2 separate regions of the Homo sapiens genome follow, and region 2 is linked to region 1. The links are chromatin loops, found by intact Hi-C in ENCODE. Cell type or tissue: B cell. All regions are shown on one strand. Each heading gives the region's core, and the rest is flanking DNA. Links, peaks and the distances in the headings are about the cores only.

Evidence for each region. A loop is a pair of places that touch in the nucleus more often than their neighbours do. Peaks named below come from ENCODE experiments on the same cell type or tissue, not always from the same donor. Only the 100,000 strongest peaks of a DNase experiment are listed, where the experiment ranks them.
Region 2: it touches region 1 in a loop (4-fold over the local background); 1 of 110 quality-filtered maps calls a loop at or near these places.

Annotation. Positions count from the first base shown.
Region 1 is chr11:102,544,633-102,549,032 of GRCh38, forward strand. No RefSeq gene overlaps it. Among named protein-coding and RNA genes, the nearest start is that of MMP7, 16 kb to the left of the region's middle. RefSeq lists silencers at 2,407-2,516, 2,667-2,716. In B cell, for the core only: no CTCF peak of the experiment used is centred there; DNase peaks (open chromatin) are centred at 1,999 and 2,559; H3K27ac peaks cover 3,044 bases.
Region 2 is chr11:102,291,974-102,296,373 of GRCh38, forward strand. It overlaps the pseudogene RPS6P17. Among named protein-coding and RNA genes, the nearest start is that of BIRC3, 23 kb to the right of the region's middle. In B cell, for the core only: CTCF peaks have their summits at 2,202 (motif pointing right) and 2,405; DNase peaks (open chromatin) are centred at 2,208 and 3,688; H3K4me3 peaks cover 2,395 bases; H3K27ac peaks cover 3,160 bases.

The DNA.
Region 1 (4,400 bases), core at 116-4,115:
CAAACCCACTGCTACTGCCCTACTTACAGCTCTTAGTATCCCTCATTTGGGTATTTGCATGAGTTTTCTCTCTTTCTCTTTCTTTGTCTTTCTTTCTCTTTCTCTCTTTCTCTTTCCCTTCCTTCCCCCCTTCTTTCCTTCCTTCCTTCCTTCCTTCCTTCCTTCCTTCCTTCCTTCCTTCTTTAAAAGACAGCATCTTACTCTGTCACCAGGATGGAGTGCAGTGCTGTGATCATGGCTTACTGCAGCCTCAAACTCCTGGGCTCAAGGGATCCTTCCGAGTAGCTGAGAGTACAGGCACATGCCACCAAATCAGCTATTTTTCTTTTTTTTATTTTGTAGAAACAGTCTTGCTATGTTGCCCAGACTTGTCTTGAACTCTTGGCTTCAAATGACCCTCCCACCTTGACCTCCCAAAGCATTGGGATTAAAGGCATGGGCCATTGTGCCCAGCTGCATGCACTTTTTATTCTTTCATTTACTTACCAAATATCTGTAAAGCTTATGCTATGTGGTCTGGCCCTGTGGTAGGAATGGGGAACTCATGAAGAATAAGACCTGGATTTTACAGACATACAAAACTGGAAGGCAATGTGGGCTGCACAATGGTAAAGGTATTTGCTGAGGTAAAGAAATATACAGAGGATTTAAACATTTAGCAGGGGCTCTCTGACGGATGCACTGAGGGCAATGAAGGCAGACCCATGCCTGTAATCCTTGTCAGTCCTAATAAGCATGATTTGCTGTCCCCTACAAGGTAGAAGGGCTCTGACTTAATTAACTTGTAACCAAGTGACTGGTTGGTGCCATTGAAGGATGGTACCATATTGAGGGTTTAGATTCAATCCTTAATGCTGCCAAGTCAGACCTCCAGCAGCCGCAGCAGCAGAGGCTAGGTCAACTGTAGCAGGGCTCATGAGTTGCCTCCATGCCTATTACCATGGCCATGCAGTTTGTGGACCCAGTGTTGTTCCTTGGGTAGCTGAGGACACAGGCCGGCTGACCCCCAGTGGATGCCTCATCCTATCCACACAGGTGTTCAGTGCTTCCTCCTCAGGAGATGTTCTGTTTTGGGCATTGATCTGAGACACAAAGATCCACACATTTTATGCTTAAAATTCCATAAATTCATTCAGGCGCTACTTTCCCAAACATCTCTGTCTCTGATTTTATAATCTTGGTATCTTGTTTCATCCAGAATGTGACAAACCAGCTCAGCAACTTGTGATTACCCAGTAATCTATGTGCACTCTTAACTATGATCACTTCACTTCCCCCGCCATGCCGGGTTGGTGACTGCTTATCATCATCATCATCAACACCAAATGTACTCAGCGCTCTGCTTACTGGAAGCAGTACTCTTCCCCATCACCTTTCACAGTCCCCCTGTGTGAGGTGAAAGTGCAGCAGTAGCCTATTTTCAGTCAGCCAGGCATGAACTTTTTCTTCCTACTTAGTGAATGAGGGGCAGCATAATATCCCACCCCAAAACATGCCACTTTGGCATAAGGATCATATTAAGCTGAAGGCAATTGAGAAGAAGCAGATACAAGAAAAGCTCTCTGCCTTTTCCCTATTTGCCTAAAAGTGTGACATAAATTTGTAAACTAGCTATTATCTTCCATTAGTTAGTTCCCTTGTGCATTTCCCTTCACATAATTTGCAGCTATAGAAACTCAAAGCCCTTTTCTTTTGTTTTGTCATTTCTCTAAAAATTTGTTGTTCTTCTGTTAAGATGCTATTTAAATCCAAGTTCTTACTACTGCTTTGAGGTACTCATCACTGAATGCTCCTTTGTGTAAACACATGTTAATCAACGTTTGTCTTTTTACTGTGAATTTGTCTTTGTTGGTCTAATTTTTAGGGCCTCAGCCAGAGAACCTAGGAGGGTAGAGGGAATAATATTTTTTCTACCCTACATTAGTCATAGGGAACTCCCACAGGGCTGAAAGTATGGGCTGGGGAAGAGCTATTGGTGCAAAAGACATAGGTGACGTGAGAGGTTTGGCTACTTGGTCATGTGAAGAGTCTCCTACGTTTCCTTAAACTCAATAGCTGTTTTTTTTTTTTTTTTTTTTTTTTTGATAATTTGCATTTGATTATTTTTGGTCTTTTTCCTCTCAATGCAAATCATGATTAAATTATATAGCATGCCACTACATTTTTTTTTGTGGCATTTAATAATCGATTCAATACTTTTGCCATCAGGATTTTCTTTTGCCTACTTTTTTGTTTTGAGGAAGTTGTATTCATTTGTGGTGAAGGAAAGAATTCTCTAATGTTTTATATATTCCTTGGAAGGAAGTCTGACATCATGTTACATACTAGTTATTTCAGTCTGAGAATTTCCTAAGGTGTTTGTACCATTAGAAGTGTTCTGCTTGGTAAATACAAAACTCCACCAGTTCTTCTTTTTCAGGGCCTGCTTCATTGACTGAACTTCCCCAACCTGCATGTGTAGCCTCATCACAGATTGCCTAAAATGATGTCACATTGCCATACATTATTAGCAGAGTTATTTTGTATAAGGGACATTCTTTTTCCTTAGGGACCTGTGTTTGGAGTATGCTTATGAGCCAGACAGAGAATTGGGGAAGCAGAATTGAAGTTCCTGGTTGGTTATAAATAATGTGTGTGGGTAGCATGATGCTGGAGGTGTTGGTACAGCACCCACAACGCACTTGACCACATTTATGAGTCCCTTGAGGCGGTGACCGATCATGACCCTGGTTTGTGTTCACAGAACTGGTTTGTGGCCTGACATGCAGGAGGCAATGTAGGGTGGTAGAAACAACATGGACTTTGAAATAAGGAACCTCTGGATTGAAATCTCAAAATTTAGATGTGGGTAGGGTATTAACTTCCCTGGGCCTAATTTCTTACCTCAAACATGTTAATATAGAAGGTCTAAAACTTTCTTGTTTCTGGCCTCCCGGGTCTTAGTGATTTTTTTCATAGTGCCCTTAGGCCAGAAAAATGACCAACAATCCTGTTTATTAACGGTCCTGTTTATTTAATTAGGTCTAAATCAACTTATTAAGTATGTCCCAACAACTTGGTAGCTATTTAAAAAAAATACCCATAAACTGAAAGAAAAAATAAATTTTAATTTTATTCTTAAATAGTCACAATTCCTTATGGATGGAATTTGTGTGCCTTTTGGATACCATACAATTTCTTGATTTTTGGAATAAGGTCAATTGATTTTCATTCAGTGTTTCCTTTTTTTTTTTTTTTGAGACGGAATCTCGCACTGTCACCTGGGTTGGAGTGCAGTGGCGCGATCTTGGCTCACTGCAACTTCTGCCTTCCGAGTTCAAGTGATTTTCCTGCCTCAATCTCCTCAGTAGCTGGGATTACAGGTATCTGCCACCATGCCCAGCTAATTTTTAGTAGAGAAGGGGTTTCACTATGTTGGCCAGGCTGGTCTCGAACTTCTGACCTCGTGATCTGCCCACCTTGGCCTCCCAAAGTGCTGGGATTACAGGCGTGAGCCACCGCACCCGGCCTCACAGTGTTTGCTTTTTATTACAGCAACAGCAGAAAACCCAGCTTTGCAAAATTCAGTGATATCTAATGGAATATAGCGTCATCTACTATTGAAATTGTGAACTACTTCGAGCAGTTTGTGAAGTGTCCAGCAAACATCGAGTGTCACTGTATTTCCCTTGAAAATTTGAAGTATTCTGTGGGTTCACATTTGCAGCTCAGGTTTCTCAACATGCAGTTTGAGAACTGTGCATAGAATTGAGAAGACGTATGTGCAGGGATGTTGTGAGAATGAATGTTATAGTGATTAGGCAGTACCTGATGCATCATAGGTGCCCAATAAAGCAGCTAAGGACATGTGCTTGTTGAAAGAAGGAGAAGGGGAGGGGAGGAGAAATGGAAGGAGAAGCGGAAGGGAGGAGAAATGGAGGGAGCAAGGGATAGAGGACTCAGAAAAATATGGCTCATAACTTGATCCAGCAAAGATTCCTCTGAAAAATAAAATCTCAATATGCCGAGACCAAGTCTTCTATGTATACCTCTTGCTGTTGCACTGACATGGGCTATGAGGTGGTACTGTCTCTTTGACACACACACACACACACACACACACACACACACACACACATGCATGCACGCATGCAATAGGCAGGTAGTGCACTGGAAAGAACCTGGGAATTCTACCTCAGAAGATCTGAGGTGGTTGAGTAATCTGGGGGAAATTATATGGCCTCCCTGAGCCTCAAGGGAGAACAGAACAAGTTGGGGACACCTTCAATTTGTACAGTAGTTCATGGCAAACCAAGTGCTAATTGGCAACCAAGTGTCCAAGTGTCAGCCTCCGGGTCAGGGTGGTGATAAGGGAGAAGTGGTGACTGCATTCAGCTGGAGAGCCACAGCCATGCTGAGTG
Region 2 (4,400 bases), core at 335-4,334, 250 kb before region 1:
GGCATCCGCAGCCCCTAGAATAGGGCCTCTGGTAAAGACTGTTGAGTGAAGAGTTCCAGAACACAGAGAAAGGTACACAGCAGCAGTAATAAGGATGAGCAACCTCTGTGCAGCAACAACTGTCCACCCTCTAAAAAGCTGCTTTCAGAAAGGAAGGGGCAGATTGTCCAATTTTCTCCAGTAAATGCTGCTACCATCTTCTCTGCTAGGAAGGGCTTTTTTAAAATTTTAATTTAACTTAATTTAATTTAATTTAATTTAATTTAATTTAATTTAATTTGAGATGGAGTCTCGCAGTGTCGCCCAGGCTGGAGCGCAGTGGCACGATCTCAGCTCACTGTAACCTCCGTCTCCTGGGTTTAAGCGATTCTCCTGCCTCAGTCTCCCAAGTAGCTGGGATTACAGGTGCCCACCACACCTGGCTAATTTTTGTATTTTGAGTAGAGACGGGGTTTCGTCATGTTGGCCAGGCTGGTCTTAAACTCCTGACCTCAGGTGATCCACCTGCCTCGGCCTCCCAAAGTGCTGGGATTACAGGTGTGAGCCACCACGCCTGGCCAGGAAGGGCTTATTTTGAGCCCAACCTGGATGAATTTCTCATGTGTCCTGTGGTATCTCACTGCCTCCTCAGCACACCACCTTGTTATTCTTACAGAAGGTGTGGTGCCAACAGCAGTGAGTGAGGCTACCCAAGCTTCCGGTGGGGAGGAATATTCTGGAAACAGAAGGACACAGATAGAAGGAGTTACAACTGATCTTATACTCTTGGTCATAACTCTATTATAATCTTAGGTCTAAGTCTCAGAACTATGAAACACTCTTAGGACATTCTTAATGTCCTTAGAAACTAAGAAAAACTTAGGAAGACTTGTCATATAAGGGAAGAGCCAAATGAATGATGTTCACAGTTCTGAATCATGTCAAACAGATAATCTTCATAGTGGCGTTTTAAATTTTCTCACCATAAGATGAGGACAGAGATCCGCTGTACCGTTCAGTGCAGGCTATGCAATTGGAAAAAATAGGAGGATAATTCTTCTTCAGTACTTTCTAGTCTTAATAGGGCCGCATTTTCTTTTGTTACTAAATGTACAATGTCACATCTTCTATTCTTGTTGCCAGATGAATGTGATCTAGCACAATACTATCCTGTTAGCATTTCTATGTAAATATGAGTCAGTGGTATTATGCTGAGCTGGAAGTTAAATAAAAAGTAATTAACCACAGGCCGGGCACGATGGCTCAAGCCTGTAATCCCAGCACTTTGGGAGGACACAGTGTCTCATGCCTGTAATCCCAGCACTTTGGGAGGCCAAGGTGGGCGGATCACCTGAGTTCAGGAGTTTGAGACCAGTGGCCAACATGGCGAAACCCCGTCTCTACTAAAAACACAAACATTAACTGGGCATGGTGGGCACCTGTAATCCCAGTTACTTGGGAGGCTGAGGCAGGAGAATTGCTTGAACCCAGGAGGCGGATGTTGCAGTGAGCAGAGATCGGCCACTGAACTCCAGCCTGGGTGACAGAGTGAGACTCCGTATCCAAAAAAACAAAAAGAAGTAATTAACCACAAAGACAATTACAGTTTACGTAGGTGTTTACAAGTCTGAGACGGTGGGAAAAGTTGACCTTTTTTAAAAAAAACACCTAACATTCCCTGAAATATCTTGACCTTTTAGAGCTGAACTACAATACATGGTTTCACACTTAAGATGAAATTATGCTCATATTAACATCAAAATATCTGGTTTGTTTTTTGGACTTTCCTAGTCTTTGCAGTCATATTAACAAAACGAAAGAAAAGTAAAAAGTAAAAGTAAAAATACCACGAAGCTATAGATTACTTTTTTTTTGTATTCTTTAATTTTATTTTTTTAAATTTTACTTCAAGTTCCAGGATACATATGCAGAATGTGCAGGTTTGTTACATAGGTATACATGTGCCATGGTGGTTTGCTGCACCTGTCATCTAGGTTTTAAGCCCCGCATGCATTAGGTATTTGTCCTAATGCTCTCCCTCCCCTTGACCTCCACCCTCCGACAGGCCCTGGTGTATGATGTTCCCCTCCCTGTGTCCATGTGTTCTCATTTTTCAGCTCCCACTTATGAGTGAGAACATGCGGTGTTTGGTTTTCTGTTCCTGTTTGGATTTTTTACTTTAACACAACACGTACAAATCTAGGCTTCACTGTCAGATTTTGCTTTCTCACCACTAGAAGGTGCTAACAACACCATTACATGTTTCCAGTGTGACAAACTGTAAGAAGCCCAGCGAGCTCATGGGGAAATATATTCATCTGTTTATTTTTGGCAAATTTACTGAGAGTAGTTTGATTTGAAACAATAACATATAGCAATCTGTTTCCTCTCTAATGGGAAGGCACCTAATTATCCATTTTGTTATTAATATTCAATCTAGAAAAGTGATAAAAAGAATGCATAAAAAATACAATTATCTCTAGATTCAAGTATACAAAATAAACTGATGCATTCTCTTGGATTTAGTGACAATGCTTCTCGAAATTTGTACCAAGATAAAATATCAGAGGGGTGAACAAAAAATGAATGGATAAGATGTTCATCTCAACATTGTTTAAAGTACTATATAATGGCTATGTTACATAACTTCATACAGTGGAACACTGCGGCCATAAAAATGATGGTGAAGATTGTGTTTATTGCCATGGAAAGCTATCCATGCAATATTATTGTTGTTATTATTTTAAATAGAGATGTGATCTTGCTGTGTTGCCCAGGCTGGAGCACACTGGTGTGATCATAGCTAACTACAGCGTTTAACTCCTGGACTCAAGCAATCCTCCCACCTCAGCCTCCCGAGTAGCTGGGACTACAGCATGCTCCACCATGCCCTGATAATTATAAAAATTTTTCAGTGATAGGGTCTCACTATATTGCCTAGGCTGGTCTCAAACTCCTGGGCTCAAGCAATCCTCCCGCCTCAGCCTCCTGAGTAGCTGAGACTATAGGCATGTGCTACCATGTCCAGCTGATGCAATATTATTAAGTTAAAAATGCAGGCTACAGCTCTTTTTCATGGTGGCTCGAAGGCGATCAGCTGCTTCAAGATGAAGCTGAACATCTTCCTGGCCACTGCCTGCCAGAAACTCATTGAAGTGGACAATGAACACAAACTTCATACTTTTTATGAGAAGTGTATGGCCACAGAAGTTGCTGCTGATGCTCTGGGTAAAGAATGGAAGGGTTATGTGGTCTGAATCAACAGTGGGAACGACAAACAAGGTTTCCCTATGAATCAGGGTGTCTTGACCCATGGCCATGTCCACCTGCTGCTGAATAAAAGGCATGCCTGTTACAGACCAAGAAGAACTGGAAAAAGAAAGCAAAAATCTGCACGTGGTTGCATTGTGGATGCCAATCTGAGCATTCTCAACTTGGTTATTGTAAAAAAAGGAGAGAAGGATATTCCTGGACTGACTGATACTATGGTGCCTTGTCATCTCGGGCCCAAAAGAGCTAGCAGAATCTGCAAACTTTTCAGTCTCTCTGAAGATGATGATGTCCACCAGTGTGTTGTAAGAAAGGCTTTAAACAAAGAAGGTAAGAAACCTAGGACCAAAGCACCCACGACTAAGTATCTTGTTACTCCACATGTTCTGCAGCACGAATGGTGGCATATTGCTCTGAAGAAACAGAGAATTAAGGAAAATAAGGAAGTAGCTGCAGAATATGCTAAACTTTTGGCCAAGAGAATGAAGGAGGCTAAAGAGAAGCATCAAGAACAGATTGCCAAGAGACGCAGACTGTCCTCTCTGTGAGTTTCTACTTCCAAGTCTGAATCTAGTCAAAAATAAGATTTTTTGAGTAACAAATAAATAAGACAGACTAAAAAAAATGCAGGTTACGAATTGTCATTTAATATCTCATTTAAATAAAGATATGATAAAGAAAAGCACGGAACATATTCACTGAAATGATGATTGTCTCTAGACAGTGTGATTATTTGTGATCCTTATTATCTGGTTGTGTGACCCTGAAAAAAAAACTTAGCCCCTCCGTACCTCTCAGTTTCATCATCAGCAAAATGGTGGCAATAATATTTCCTACCTCATGGCTAATATGAGGAATTTAACATATTTACATATGTAAAGCATTTAGAAGAGCACTGAACACATCACACATACTAAAAAACTATTAGCTATCATACTCATTATCCTAATTGTCCATATTTTCTAATTTTATGATGGTGTATGTGTTATTTTTATAACCAGTAAAGACAATAAACTACTTTTTTCAAAAAGATAGCTCTCACAGAGGAGGAGGGAAATAAATTCATTCCTATCTATAAGAATAGTGGCCGGGTGCGGTGGCTCACGCCTGTAATCCCAGCACTTTGGGAGGCCAAGGCAGATGGATCACCT